Linked DNA regions of Homo sapiens: region 2 is linked to region 1. Evidence: chromatin loops called from intact Hi-C (ENCODE). Cell type or tissue: ascending aorta. All regions are shown on one strand. Each heading gives the region's core, and the rest is flanking DNA. Links, peaks and the distances in the headings are about the cores only. Region 1 overlaps CHSY3 (chondroitin sulfate synthase 3). Region 2 overlaps CHSY3 (chondroitin sulfate synthase 3).

Region 1 (8,351 bases), core at 170-8,169:
TCTTTAAGGTACCTTCACAAAACACATCTAGACAAGTGTCTGACCCAACAACTGAACACCATAGACAAGTTGACCCATACAAAAAATCAACCTTCATAGTCCCTAAATTCAAAGACAAGTGTCTCATAAAAAACACACAGAGAAGAAGGCCACTTGAAGATAAAGCAAAGGGAGGTGGACACAAGTCAAGGAATCTGGCAACAGCCAGAATGATGAAAACGCAAAGAATGAATTCTCCCCTGGAGCCACAGAGGTAGTACAGCCCTGCTGACACCTTGCTTTCAGACGTCTGGCCTCCAGAAGAATAAGAGAACATATTTCTGCTGTTTTAAGGCACCCAGTTTGTGGTAATATGACAGCCACAGAAAACTGATAGCTGAAAATAGAAAATTAATATGTTCCTTATACTTTTAACCAATCAATCTAAATATTTCCTCTTTTTTCTTTTTGAGACGAAGTTTCACTCTTTTAGTCCAGGCTGGAGTACAATGGTGCAATCTTGGCACACTGCAACTTCCACCTCAGGGTTCAAGTGATTCCCCTGCTTCAGCCCCCCAAGTAGCTGGGATTACAGGCACATGCCACCACACCCAACTAATTCTGTATTTTTAGTAGAGATGGGGTTTTACCATGTTAGCCAGGCTGGTCTCGAACCCCTGACCTCAGGTGATCCACCTGCCTCAGCCTCCCAAAGTGCTGGGATTACAGGTGTGAGCCACCACGCCTGGCCATTTATTCTCTATTATATTATTTTATGATATTGTATGATATCATCTTTCCTTGTCCATTTTTCACCTACCCATACTTAAAGGATAATTTGTCAATGAAGCATTTCAAAAGCAACGAGTACCTTGCACCTAGATTTGATAATAAAAATCAATATGACCAACAAATACAGATTGTTGTTAAGTATAGTGACAATACAGAAAGAAGAAAATCAGACACTGAAGGCTATCTCTAGAGTCATGACAGCAGTGGTAGGAAAGAAGAGTGATTTTAAAGGAAGATTCATTACAATTTCACTGTGTTCTGAATTTTTAAAAAAAGAGAAATGATGACTCAAATATAACTAAATATTTGAGATTGGGGAAATAGGAAACAAAGATACATCTGAGAAGAAAGTTGAACAGAGGTGCTCTGTATCTCTCTGTCTCTCTCTCTCTCTCTCTCTCTCTGTGTGCATGTATGTGTTGACATAGGCAGTATAAGGGAAAGGTTGAAAGGAGGTGGGAGAAACAGATAAAGGTCTGAGAACTGAGCATGAATGATGAAAAATTAAGTTTGGCACATATTGAATTTCACAAATTGGGTAAACATCTTGGTACGAATGTTTTCATCAACAGAGTTACTACTGGAGAAGGTATGGAGAAAGCAAGCCAAAAATTATAGATGAGTCCATCATTAGTCCTTTTATACTTACATTAATAGGCACTGTCATCCAACAATATAATTTAATGTGATTTTTGCTACCAGCTCTGAAAATGAATAAAAATGCTACAAACAGTAAGATAAACTGTGCTAGGTTATTAATGACAAATATTAGTATTATGGGATCATTGATAAGATTTTCCTTCTAAAAGCATCACATTAAGTTTTCTGTAGTTTTTATACTGAGCTATACAAAGGAAAGAAATATATTTTAGTTTCAGAAAACAGTGATAAGAGTGAGAATGATTATTGTTCTTAATTATAACTAGGGAAGTTTTTTCTTAGTAATTTACTACACATGATGTCAGAATCACAAAATATGTTTACAAACAGCTTCAGAAACAATTTCACTTTATATAGTCCAATAACTTAAGCTTCCCCATAATTTCAGGTGGTTTTTTAAAAAAAGAAATGCTAAAAATATGGCTGGGTGCGGTGGCTCACGCCTGTAATCCCAGCACTTTGGGAGGCTGAGGTGGGTGGATCACAAGGTCAGGAGATCGAGACCATCCTGGCTAACATGGTGAAACCCCTTCTCTACTAAAAATACAAAAAAATTAGCTGGGAGTGGTGGTGGGCGCCTGTAGTCCCAGCTACTCAGGAGGCTGAGGCAGCAGAATGGCGTGAACCCGGGAGGAGGAGCTTGCAGTGAGCCGAGATCACGCCACTGCACTCCAGCCTGGGTGACAAAGCCAGACTCTGTCAAAAAAAAAAAAAAAAAAAAAAAAAGAAAGAAATGCTAAAAATAAACATATACATATTGTTTCCAGGTAGCATATAGTCTTTGTGCTTTCTGAGTATTGACTCACATGGTCCTCTTAACAACCCCATCAAACAGATACTCTTATTATTCCTACTTTATATATGAGGACATTGAGTCCCAATACAGTTAAGAATCCTGCCCAAGACCACATAGCTAGTAAGGACTGAGTCAGGATTTTATCCATGATCTAAATCACTAAGCTACACTACTCTGTGCACTGCATGCTATAAATAAAAATGACATTTACTTTAAGATTTTGTGATAGGTATTTGCAGACTTAGTAGTGTCTTTTTTATTGAAATGAAAACAAGCTGTAAAACAAAAAGATCAATTCTGAAAAGTCAAGCTTCCATGTATCCTTTGCTTTTCTAAGATCAGTGAAGATTCATCTTTGATTCATTTTGAAATTCCTTTTCTTACAAATCACGACTATATTTAACAGCCCACAGTATTCTAATGCAATTCTATCAAAGCTCTTTAAGCAAAAGAGAAAGAAAAATTCTAAAGATGGGAACCACAATAAATGGAATGTTAACATTTTAACAACAGAGAAGCAAATTTTAAATCAAAGTGAACACGAAGCTGTCAGATTAACTGCCCAGTTTTTTTTTTTTTAACAAACTTCTCTTTCTGATGAACCAAAACTTTTTTCTTGAACCACCTGAGTCAGAAAGTTTGTTTAAATGTCAACTCCATGCCATCAGATACCTTCTGGGTCAATGAACTGCATCCAACCTGGAGAAGTTAGGATGCACATAGGAAAGAAAGTACAGTTTGAGGTTTTCAAGGCATGTCACACTGGCTTCAATTCTTAGATACAGCATTATAGGCATTTACCTCTTCCACAAAGGAGAATCTTAATATGCATCAGATTCAGGCAACATTAATACTTATGTGATCAAAAGGGAAAGAGAATCAACATCAATTCTTATCCCCCTCCAAATCTTTCTACCAGCATCATTTTTTATCATACGTTGTCCCTTGGTATTGGTGACCAGTAGCCACAATGACAATTCTGCAGGGAGAGGGATGAAGGTGCCACTGCCACTGCCCTGCATGAGCTCAGACACTGAATACATCATCTTGTTAAAATGTCCGGGACTCAATGGCATTTCGCCTGGAAAACTGAGTCCCTTCCCACCACAGTGCTTCCGGTGGCAGTGGTAGCAGCAGCAGCAGCAGCTGCTGCTGCTGTTGTTCTCCTGTTCAAAATAATCTTTGGGATGTATAGAGGACATATATATACTACTAGGGTGTATGTGTCATCTTATTTTATGTCCTCAAAGCCATCATGAAATGATTTGATTCCATGAAACTAATTAAGACAGCTCAACTAATAGCTGAAGAAACTCCCATGTCTCTTCTAACATATCATCAGTACAAAAAAGCCAAGAACTTAAAATATTTTCCACTTGTTTCCAACTCTTGTTTCACAATCTACTTATTAATGAAAACCAGGAAAAATCTATACACTAGTTATTAATGGATGTATTTACTTATTGTAGCCACGTATCATAAACTATGAAATAAAAACAAAAGCTATCTTTATAACACTTTTGTAGACCTCCATATCCATAGTTCAAAACGACTTTTTTTTTTTTTTTTACAAGGGGCAAATTCTAAGACATAATTGGCAGAAAGGAGGGCATGTCAAAAACACAGAATTGTTTGTTGAATCACATCAGGCAAGTCACATTCAAAACAAACACTCAGAATTGCCTCAAGATGGGGATCAGAGTACATGCTGCACTTCATTTTCCTATCAAAAATCCCTATACGTATCAGAAGACAGAGACCCACAGCCAGACACACTCCCCACAGGGTGAAGAGTAGTGATACAAGATTGGAGTAGCCAGGGAGTCCTCCACCTCCATACATACACTTGGACCAGGGAGTGAGAAGGAGATATGATTTTCCACCACCATCCTCAGACCCCACCTAGCCCTGCTGGAGTAGTAAATTCCCCAGGTGGCTGACTACATTAGGTAGGATCAGAAAGCCTCCATACCTAGAGGACAAACTACTAGTACACTCCAACTCTGCTCAGCAACACAGCCTAACCACTCACATAACTAGTGGAGTCTGAATGCAATAAAATGTTTCAGTAGTCATATAATATTAAAAGCTAGTATTTATTAATACTAAAACACTTCATTATTCTCATAACATTAATAACTAATATCCATTAAGTGGTAGGTTTCCTTCCAAAAGCACTGCATGTGTTAATAATTTAATTCCCATGAAACCCTGTGAAGTAAGAGTTTATATATGTGAGGAAACTGAGGCACAGAAATGAGAAGTCACATTAGTCACAGGGTAACTTAGGGAATATTAATATCACAGGGCCAGCACATGGTAGTGCAGGAATTTCATCAGAGGCCATGGGGCTCTGGGCCTTATCTTCTTAACTACTTCACTAGACTTTTTCTTGAGCTAACAAGGAATCCTGATTCTAAAGATGAGCATATAGACATTTAAGGAAAGCCAATGCCATGAAAAGCAGCTAATAAATATTAATATATTTGAAAACAAGGTTAGAAGAAATTTCTCAAAAATTTAGATTAAGTATGATTAATATCATCAGGGAAATAGGAGGCTATATCCATAATAAAAATCAACTAATTTTCAGAAAAATGACAAAAATGATCACTGACATTTAAATCTCAATAGATGAGCTGAATAAGAGAATGGGCACAGCGAAAGAACAAATTAGAAGAATGAGCCAGAATTCTCCCAGAAGCTATTAAAAATACCAAGAGATACAAAGCGTGAAAGTAAAGCCAAAGGATATGAAGGACTGATTCCAATATTTGACGACAGGCTTTCCAGAAACCAAGAATAAGAAAATAAAGCATAAGGACATGTAAAGCAAGCATGGAACAAAATGTCTTAAAACTGAGGAAAGTTTTAGGCTCTTGGATTTAGAAGTTCTAATGAATGCTGGGAAAATGAGTAAAATAAACATATCTTGATATCTCATGATGAATTTTCCAGATTTATGAGGCATTTATATTTCATTTTTGAGCACCTCAAAATTAAGATAACGAAAAATACACCTAAAAGTGAGCTCATCTAAACATACCCTTTTATTTTCATGATTTCTATCATTAATGTTGATATTTTCCCAATCACTCAGGCTCCTAATGCAATGCTTTCTTTAACTCTTCCCTTTTCTGGCCATATTTGTTCTATGGTTCTACTTTATCTTCCCCTGCTATAAAGAATAGAGACTCACTAAGGCCAGCACTGGAGCCACTGTAAGACACATGTGACGTAATAAAGATAAGGGTATCACATACAAGTCTGCAATCAAGACACATCATAAGCTTGGCCTCCCAATTAGGAACTGAAGGATAGTTCTGGAACTGAGAGAGTATGTATGCATTTGAGAATCAGAAACATGAGGAATGACCATCATTACTAACGGATGCATTTCTACTCTATAGATTCCTTCTACAGATCTGCCTACCTGGGCTTCCCACCTCCAATTCACTAATTCTTACATTTCACCCTATATAGCTTTTGCTTGATTATAGTTCTTGCTTCCTTATTACTTTTAACTAAAAGTAAACTCATTTTGGTCCTAACTTTGACTCTGCCCTCATTGTCTATATTTTCTGTTTGTTACTTAAAATCTATTACATCCTAGTTTTTGTTTTACTTAGCTATCATGTGATTCTTTTCTCCTTCAGGAGACTAACTCTATACAGACCAGCTATTTCTCCTGTTAAAACAAACTCTTCTTTAATTATTCAATTTAGAAGTGTTCCTATTTGGGAATACATAAATTATTGAGCCATGTCTAATCTTTAGGATACTGCCTTCCTCTGAACTTATAATATCTGTAATTATACAACTGACTCAACAGTTCATCATGGGCTTGTTATCCAATTCACTCCTTGTTTGCTGTATTTCATAATTATTAAGTTTTTGTATTGTTTACTTAACATGGTTTATAGCTTCCTGTCTCTTCTGGGCATTCCTGTTTTAGTACTGGAGCATATTCCAGTACTTAAAGTTACTGAGTCCATTTTTCTGTCTTATGTAGCATTGAGAAAATTTAAATGCTTCAGCTTTTCATTTGTAAAATAGAGGCAGAAAGGATAAATTAACGCCTGTGGATATTATCTGATTATAATATTTAAATGGTATTAAGATGTGAAAAGCCTTGGATAAAAGACATAGGCTCCCTTACCAGAATAGAAAAAAAAGTATATTTCCCAAGTTTGGTTTCAGCACTTCTTGATTAGACAGATGTCTCTGTTTTCCCTTTGAATAAAATTCCCCCTTATTTTCTCTCACAGCAGTTCATAAAATAAGACATTCATAAATATTTTAAGTTCACAAAATAAAAAAAAATTGTTATTGATGGTAAACTGGCATGAGCAGTGCCATGGGGCCAATGCTTTGTCACAAAATATTTATCAATATCTTTATGGATAATAATACCAAAAGTAAAATCTTCCCAATGGCAATTATGTAGCTAATAGTTACATAGTTAATAGAGAGAGAAGGTACCTGATCACAAGTCTTCCCCTCACTTGCTCTGGGAACCACACCCCCACTGTGGGGGGAACTCCCAGGAGTTATGACTGCACCATGAACTGCTCACTACTCCTCACTATAGATTATTGGATGGGTTCTTGAGCCCAGATTGGCTAATTAGATTTCTCTCTCCCCCTGAGAGAGATTAGGTGACAGGGAGTCCAGTACCTCTGTCTATGGGGCTACACCATGCAGAGCAGGAGCTGTGGGAATGACCATCTATGGCAGTGTGGACTGAGAGTTCATGAAAGCTCATCTGCAGAGAGAAAGAAAAGAATGATGCAGATACACCCAGAGAAACAAGAGAGGGGCAAAGTTTAGTTCTTGGTTTGCTGTACCCTAATCATTTTAGTACATTCCAGTTTTGTTTTCGAGGTGAGTTTCTTTTTTTTTTTTTTAAGAATTTTAATGCACACAGTTGTCATTCCCAATTCTACTACTGAATATTTTTCTGTCATCTCAATGTACTGCATCTAATTTAAATGCCTGTCACCTTCTCTGGCAACTCAAATTCTAACGTCTGGTTTACAAGTCCATTCACAATTTCCACAATTTGCTTTTCTCCCCTTATCTTTCCCAGAATGTTTCACTTGTTTTGCATTTCATCTGCCCGGGTCTCTGTCCCCTGAATACACCTTAAATGTTATCTCTATCTTTTTCCCATAAGTTTTTTTCCTTTCCTCAAATGTCTGATTCTGGCTTATCACTCTAGTAATGAAGCTTGTCCTCCTCACAGGAAATGTCCCTGTCCCATCCCCCAGGTATTAATGACATCCTATGATCATTTTCTAGGTCATTCTTTGGGGTTCTATTACATATATACCATGTGGTATGAGTTTTCTTCCCTAGCGTGTAATAACTTGATTACATTGTGAGCACTGCAGGCCCACTGTGTCTAAAAAACATGTTTTTCTTTGGTTAAGAAAGTAAGAGCCTAGAAAGAATCAAAATTTAGTGGATCTGGTAGACAGATAGGCAGTCTTTAAAGAACTTTAGCTCCTTTAAAAAAAAGTTCTATAGTGATTTTCAATTATATTCTTTATATTTTACTTACAGAAGCAACAAATGAATATATTTTTACCCTAAAAACAAATCCAAGCAATATAGAATTGCACACAACATAATATGACGTTTCCCTCCATGCACGCCCACCTCCACCACATCCTCATCTCCATCCACTCCCTTCCACAGAGGTGACCATTGTTAAGAGTTTGGTATACATTGTTCCTATGTCTTACTAAAGATTTACTTGCAATTATAAACATGTTTTTCTTTTGTTAACAAAAATCAAATAATACTTTATAGCTTTTAACTTTTTTCCATTTAAGAATATATTTTATATTTTTATGATAGTACATTTAAATATACCATATTTTTTGTAATAGCTGCATTAACAGCCCAAAGGTGGGTATATAACAATTAACACAATCATTAACTTACTGATGGCTAATAGCAACAATGCCATAGTGAAAAAGACAAATAAACGTGTTTCATGTGTAGCTGAATGTGGTAACAATTCTGCTGGCTGGTTTTCCTCAAACCTTGCTGAGTCTAGCTGACTCATATGTATGCGTAGATGAGTACCCATATTGAAGATGAGTACATTTACATAGGC
Region 2 (8,351 bases), core at 190-8,189, 91 kb after region 1:
ACAATACATTTTGTACTCAATATTCAATATATGTTTGCTGAATTGCATTAATAAAAATAAATTTAATATTGAAAGTGATCAAGATTTTTCAATGCAACAATTAGATGGATTTAAGTGTTCATCTGTAAAAAGAGACAACTTGAAAATATATGTTCAAATTTAAAAAATGTTAGCTACACAGATAAAATGGAAAACAGGGAATTCACATAAAGTTAATTGCAAGTTCATTTTGGTCTATTCTTATGTGTGGATTTATCGATGTATATTATGAGATATCACTCTAATGGAATTGAAAGAATAATTTAGATTCCCCAACAGTATATATTTAACAAGGCACAATCTACTTGCTGACATCTTAAAGATAGGTATGAGGATTGTCTCTTCTTGTATCTTTATTTTAACTTGAAAACTTTATTTTAACTTAGTGGATTTTTTGAAGACTACACTACCATAGTTTATTGTCAGGGGAAGAGAGATTTTATTATTAAAAATGGATCTGTAGCTTATCATATTATGTATACTCTCTTATTGCCACTTCAACCAAAAATTCATGCAAGTTTAAAAAAATGACTTTCCAGGAAATTAAATTGTAAAAATCTAGACATTAATGTTATTTCTAGATGTGCCATTTAAAAACCCTTACTATGGCTGATTTCAAACACTTAGGAAAATTAATGACTGCCAGATGAAGTATATACTGTCTGTGGACATGGTCAGGTTTAAGCATAGTTTGCCTTTGAATGATCCTTTCTATTCACTCACCGTCTTCTGTATAATTAATAGCCACTCTCCCAAATCACATGCCAATTAATGAGATGCAGATAAAGGCTTAAAGGTCTGTACTGCAATTCAGTCTTAATGAAAGTCAATATCCTTTTGCCAAGAAAGCTCAGATCACATTTGGCTTTCACAGATAATTAGGAGGGTTTTCAGAGAACCAAATAGCAGCGACTGGTAAATATTAGATCTTTTAAATAAATGCCATATTTAGCAGGAAAAGGAACTGTTAGAAATGACTTTTCAATTTTACAGAAATAAGTGTGTTTAATTCTCTTAAAATGATATTTAAAAGTAAACAAGATAAGCATATATATACACATATCTAAAATGGTATTCCACATAAGACTTTTCATCAAGTATAATCATTTGAAAATAGTCCTTATTTACATGACTTGATTCCTCTTGTATCAAATGTTGACTCTTAAGACATGTAAAAAGGCTCTCCATTAACTAATTCCATCTTCCCTGCTTCAAAGTCTTTCTCACCCTATATAAATGTGGCATGGGCATATTAAACTACAGAGTCTATGAGATAGGTACATGATTTTTATTTTATGAAGATACTGAAGCCAGTTAAGGAGTGAATTCTGATGTTAAACAAGGGCTTTGGATTTTGAGTATCTTTTTCTGTTACAACTCTGCCACTCTAAATTGGTTATATAAATAGAAGATGGTCAAATCACTTATGATGGCCTTCTTAAATTGCTTTAGACACAGGTAACACTAGACACGTTGAGACCCTACACAAGGAGTACTTTGACCTTAAGTATAAAGTTACTTACAGTATCTGTACTGTAGGAGGGACAACTTGATCATCAAGAAAGAAAATAAAGTCAGGCATTGGTTCCCTTCTTATTGTTACTTCTTAGTGACTTTTTTCATTCCCTTTTCAAGGCAAGAACTAAACCCACTTTAGGAAAACTGATACACAAACAGTAGGTGAGAGTCTTTCCTTCGAGCAGACACTGGATAAAAGCAGAACTTTTCATGGAGCTGCAAAAGTTCCATGTAAAGAATATCTGCCAAATTTGTAGAGGTCTATAAACTCCAAACTGTGATTTGATGAGTATGTCTTGGGAATCTTTCAATTTTCATACCTCCGAGATGTTATGAGACACAAATAAAGGTATTTGTTATTTACTTATTTTTCATTAAAAATTTTATCATTTTATTAACATCATATTATCTAATTTAATGCTCATAACAGCCTTATGACATGGATCTTACATTGCCCCCATTTTCAGATGAGTGCTCAAATGCTCAGAGAGATAACGGTTATCTGGCAAGTAGTTAGAGAGCCCAGGTTCACACTTGTGCAGTGCAGCAAATTTTACACAATGCACTACCTACCTGCTGAGCTGTGCACTGAAAATGCGGCCTTATTTTCACTTGCCAATCACTTACTGAGTTCCTGTTATGCACAAGACACTGGATAGTTGCCAAAGATGAATGTATTTGGATCAACAGATTAAACAGAAGAAAAATACTCCACACTTTTGCTTCCACTACACAAACATTCCTTGACATTTCAACACCTGTTCTTCTCAAATCATTTGGTATTTCTAATACTTTAAAGGTGCTTTTTCTCTAACAGCCTATAATACAAATACAGACTATCACCTGGAATAAAGCATGTTGTCAGAAAAGTTAGGATGGAGCTTTACATCTTTGCATGTGTGTACAGAGCTCCCCTCACCAAAATATGTGTCTGATGGACAGAACCCAGAATCTGTGGAGTATGAGACGAGTTAGTCAACTACTCCTCATGTAACAACTTTTAAAACAAGAATTTAAGGCTCTGATCTCACTAACTGAAATGTTTTTATACCAACAAGTTTATCAACAGGCAAATAGCTGATCAACCAGTATTCTGTAATATAAAATAAAATCTCTGGTGACCTTAAATGAGACATCTCTACAATTTCTTTCCTATTGCTGCAAAGAATAATTACTGAAAAAAAGTTTGACAAATGTGAAAAGACAATTACCCTTTATCAATTATATGTTAGAAATTAGTAACCTCCCCACGATTCCAGGTTCCTTTCTGAAACCTGTCAATTATCTCGTTTCAACAAAAGGTACGATGAAAACCTTTCTTTAATGACTCACAGAAGCACTGGATTAAACAGTGTATCTAAATGGAGTAACCTCAAGGTGCACTGCAGCACCAAAATAGCATATGATAACTAGAATTGAAGAGTCCACAAAGTGAACTATGTACAATATTTATTTAACCACCAGGACTGACAGTTAAAGCAAACTTTTGATCAGCTCCACATCATACTGTATTATACGGAAATGTAATTTGGAAATTCTGCAATAAAATCAAAGTAATACGTGATGGTGTCACAGATTTCAAAGCTGGTAAGGTAGAATATATCTAGGCAACTTCTGCCAATTTTCCAGATGACAAATCTCAGTTCTAAAGAGGTAACATCACTTCCCCAATGTCAAATGGCAGTGTTTCCCAGAAGTTGACCTGAAAACCAGATTTCTACCACCCATTTCAGAGCTCTTTCCACAAAATAACGTGCACCCACACCATCTAACCTCTTTGCCTCTTCCCCCTGGAAGGAAAACTCGTGAATCCAAATCCTCACTGACACACAAACCAAGAAAATTCCAACTGATGTCATGAGGCACTTGAAAATGTTTTTCAATTAAAAGTAAAGTTTAAATTGGTCAACATGAAAAGTTACACATGATTCAACCTATGTACTGTGGCTGCAGACTAACTATATTTCAAATAATGTACTGGTATTTGAATGACAGAAAACAGATGGGGAATGAAAAAATCAAGAACCTTTTGTGTTTTCAGTCATAGCTCTAAAAGTGGGGGAAAAGAGAAGATTTACACTGTGAGCAGCTTCATTGCTCCAGAGTTTGTACAGTGAGGAATAAAAACTCTTTATACTAATTTGAATTTTAAACACACCAGAATTACTAATAACCAGTCTTATGACAGTAATTAAGATTATTTCTAAAGTGATTAAGATTCTCTACATACTATTTGCTATATACACAGGGGGAAAATTGCCCTGAATAATTCAATCCCAGACTGTTAAAGAGTGGCTGTTAAAATAAGACGAGATAGGACTGCGCATTGTTTTCCAGCTGGGAATCCCAAATAGAAGAGAGGCACATAACATTGACAGGGATGGATTGAGAGCTACTGGAGTCCTATATCTGAATGCACACTTGGGCTGTGTTAGCCCCTAGCTTCGGGAAAAATTATAATTACCTTCTTCTCTTTACTGGAGGGTATTTATAATTACCCTCTTCTCTTCATCTTCTCCTATCCTCTCCCTCCCAAGCTAGGTAGAGCCCAACTGATGAAACAGAAGATGCTAGGGCAGTAGGAGTGGGAATTCCACCTTACCCAAGGATACACCTTCTCTTCCTCACATATTTGTATATAAGAGCAGGTGTATCCTTGGGTATTCAGGGTCAAATCAGACCTTCAGTCAGTTAGTCTAGGATCACACAGCCAGAAAGTACATCAGAGTTTCTTCTCTAAAAACAACTTCCAGCCACATAAAATCCTGGCCCTAGAGTAAGGAGGCAAACCATTATTCCACTCTCATCCAGCACAGACTTCCTTGATGCCCATCAGATGGGCTTGAGGGAAAGGTTGCCCACTGTATCTGTTTCTGACTGGCAATATACCATCCTAAACAGTGAGGATGGAGAAAGTGAGCACTACCATGATTCAGAAATTTATTATCCCAAGTGAATTACAGGACATGTGCACACACATACAGATATACATACATATAGATACATGTACACACCTACACATATACACATACACATATATACACAGATACATATATGCACACACATGCCCACACACATCCCTGGGGTTTTTTCAAACTCTTAAAGGAAAAAAAAAACTGACATTATATAGGACCCAAGATTAGCCAAACCAATTCTGTGGAAGAAAATGAAAATGTGGACTTTCTGAGTCAGATGACATAAGAAACATTCAAATGATGACTAAGGGCAATAACACCCAACAGGAGGTTGTAGACTCTGTAAAGTGCAGCTCTGGGCTTTGTCCCAAACACAACTAAAAATAGGTCGATTTAACTGCTGAATAGAGGGCTGCACTGTGAAAAGCAGCTGAAAACTGACTCCATAGTGTCATCTGCTAGTCATTTTCCCACTGCATCACACTTCACTCATATGTTAATAGTACACACCGTGACCAGAATAGTGTTAAATGTTATACCAGTCCCATGAGGGGAAGCACAGAAATCAGAACAAGGAGCTGCTCATGCTGGACTCTGACACTCAAGTGTCGTGGGCAAGTCATAACCCTTCTCTTAGCTTTTTCATTTATACAAAAAGAAATTGAAAAATGTTTCTCATGCCTACCCTAACAATCAAGTAAGCTATCAACCAAGGTAGTAGATGAAAATAGTTTCCTAAACATCAAAAGACTATAGAGATGTAACATATCTGTAATAGCTATTATCCACTTTCCAAGCCTGGGAAATAAAACAGTGTACACATCTCTCTTCAATAATCAATAGCATTCTAGATCTAGGCTCAGTATAGAGGCCCTCTCTCCCCATTCCACCATAGTTTTGCTAGACCGATTACAAGTTATAGTCAATTCTCATTATTCCGGCTTTACCACTGGAGCTGAAACCCTGGCATCTACCTTTGAGGCTCCCAGCAACCACCCTGAAGTTACTAGAACACCAGGAGCAGAATATAAAACATAACCCGCAAAGACCCCCAAGTTGGCTGTTCCAGAATGGGCTATCAATACCAAAGTTAGGTGCAGCCTACATCACAACCCATGTGTTCTAACCTCTCATAGAGTCAACTGGCTCTTCTGGATGATAATTCTGCTCTTTCTGCTGGAGTTATCATTTGAATGCAATCCTTGAAGCCGGAATTCAGCCATCAAGTTAATATGTACAAAAAAAGCCAGAGTCCAGAGACTTGATGTCACCATCAAAGAGGAGGAAGCAGGATTTCTTTGCTTGACTAGAGAAGGCTGTGGTGGTTGGAGAGCAGAGAGCAGAGAGCATGAGACAGAGCTGCAAAAGCACACAGGTGTCAGACCATGCAGGATCTCATGGGCTACAGAAAGGAGTGTGGTCTTTATATTGTGTTTTATGGGAAACAACTAAATAGTTTTAAGCAGGGCAGTGACAGGTCATATTTACAATCAGAAAAGATAAATACAGCTGCAAATCAGAGAACAATCTTGATGCATTAGGAAGTTTGTGCAGTGTCTCTGGAAACAGATGATGCCAGCCTAGATGAGGGTGTTAAGAGGAGAGAGGAAAACAAGTGGATTTAAAGGAGATATTTAGGAGGCAATAGCAACAAGACTTGGGGACAGATTGAATTCAGGGAGAGAGGAGGAGATCTCATGAATGACTTAGGTTTCTGTTCAATTGGCTTGGTGGTGGTACCATTTGCTGAGATTAGAGAAGAAAAGGCAAGGCTTGATGCTGAAGGTTATGCGTTCAGCCATAGTAGTGTTGAGTCTGAGTCTTGATTGGAATGATTCTTTTGAGATGCAATAGTTGGTACCGAAGAGAGGAGAAAATAATTCATAATGAAAATTTTCTGAGAGGGTTGGGGATACAGGAAACAAAACCCAGAAGCAGGGATTGGTATGAGATGAGTAGGACCCCTGTTATGTATGTAACTTAGGGACAAAGTTGAAAGATTGGCTGCAGGTATGGATAGTTTCCTGGTTTGGGCTGAGAGAATATGAGAGTTCCCAAATGACTTTTATTTTCTTCTGGATGGAAGGAGTAGAGTCACCTGTAGAAAATGAGGTGAGTAATAAAAAGCATGAGAATAGAGAAGATCTGAAATAGTTATTGAAAGTTTTTTTAAAAAAGTTTATTGACTAGAGGGAAAAAAGTACAGCTGTTGCACAAGTTTATGTCAGGTTGTAATTTCATAAACAAATTAATGCTTAAAGGTTACTCAAATTGTGGACCATCCTGGATCAGAAAGGAAGAAAGAGGCTAATGGAGAGAAAAGGAGGGAATCGTTGAATAATTATGCTCAAAGAAAAAAAAATGTGTGATCAGAGAAGGGGTTATCTGAGGTAGTGTTTAAAATCAGAAACAAAAGGTGTGGAAAGCCTGGAGCAGTTTAGAACTTTTGGGTATCAGAGAAAAACTTCTAGGGCTAAGTGCATACTGTGTACAGTATGCTCAGATATAAAAAGAAATGGATGATCATCACTGATTATCATTTCTTAAAAGGGGGCAGTAAGTGGTCTAAACTATTTTTCTCAAATGAGAGTTCAATTTGAAAAGTTCACACAATTCAAGGAATAATTCTCTGTATATTGCTATTTCACATAAAACTATTTTAAGAAATAATAGGCCAATATGAACACACATTTTATTCTGTCTCAATTCAAACCCTTTTCATCACTGTTACATACCTTCCCTGCTTTTACTGACTTTATATGTTGCAATTAGAAAAGTAAGCATTTTGAGCAACGTTAGCAATGTCAGAAATACTGAATTTAAAGAGGGAAGGAAGGAAGCAATTACCCCTTTTGGTGTGTTCCATGCATTAGCTGTAATTTCCATTGCCCGTTTTCTGAAAACTCATGTCTGTACCATTTATGGTGAAAAGCAAGTCAGACTTGCCGCAATCAACCAAACATTCCAATTCAAGTCACTCTGGGAAGAATTTCAACTCAGAACATACTGCGGAAATTGTCTACTGGTTTGATCATATCCACTGGTGGACACGGCTTTCAGAGTAACTTGGAAAATAAATTATAATTTGATAACTACGAACACTAGGCACAAAGTAAAATAATTACAAGGGCAGTCTTTTATAATGCCCTTTCTTATTTATGTTATTATTTGGAGTAGGGTACATATAAAATGTTTCACAAAAATCTGTTAATTTTGCAGGAAAAATAAAAACTAGTTTACTTTTTAAACAATGGCATGCATTATTTTTTTAAAAAATATTTCATACATAAAACAAATGATTTCCTAAAAAGATGTTGATACAAAGCTTCATATTTACCAAATTATCAGAGATTATTACATTGAGAGTCTTAAAACTTTAAAACAAATAAATCTAATTAAAATCAAAGTTGGAGTTTAATAATCTTTTTTGTAATTTCCGTTTTCTCACGTATTTAAGTAAAATGACCAAAATGTAGCATGATGACTGGCTCATCATACTACAGTTGTCTTTTTTAAATGATAAAAATTTAAATTTCCCAAGTCATTTCACAAGAAAACACATTAATCCTTGAAGTTATTTATTAAAAAGTATACCCAGTGACAAAATCCCAACCTCAATGACCATTTTAAAGAGTATCAGGAAATAAATATTTTGGAGACATTGTATTCACCATGTCATTTTTGGCCAAAAACCTTCAAAGATCTTCCAAACTTTATAAGCTCAATCTTTATTCATTCAACCACATTAAGTGAATGTCTGCTTCATGCCAAACTCTACCAGCCCTTCTGTGGACAACGTCAAACAGGGAGAGAAAGAATCCTGTAAAGCCCACAAAGAGCATCAGGACCATGATAGGAAGATGTGCTAAGTGTGCCGGG

The links. Peaks named below come from ENCODE experiments on the same cell type or tissue, not always from the same donor. Only the 100,000 strongest peaks of a DNase experiment are listed, where the experiment ranks them.
Region 2: a loop joins it to region 1, with 2.7 times the contacts of the local background. A loop is called at or near these places in 2 of 110 quality-filtered maps.

Annotation. Positions count from the first base shown.
Region 1 is chr5:130,050,725-130,059,075 of GRCh38, reverse strand. All of the region lies in intron 2 of CHSY3 (chondroitin sulfate synthase 3), which reads right to left. Among named protein-coding and RNA genes, the nearest start is that of CHSY3-AS1, 150 kb to the right of the region's middle. In ascending aorta, for the core only: no CTCF peak of the experiment used is centred there; a DNase peak (open chromatin) is centred at 3,295; H3K27ac peaks cover 3,786 bases.
Region 2 is chr5:129,960,116-129,968,466 of GRCh38, reverse strand. All of the region lies in intron 2 of CHSY3 (chondroitin sulfate synthase 3), which reads right to left. Among named protein-coding and RNA genes, the nearest start is that of CHSY3-AS1, 58 kb to the right of the region's middle. In ascending aorta, for the core only: no CTCF peak of the experiment used is centred there; a DNase peak (open chromatin) is centred at 4,906; H3K27ac peaks cover 4,232 bases.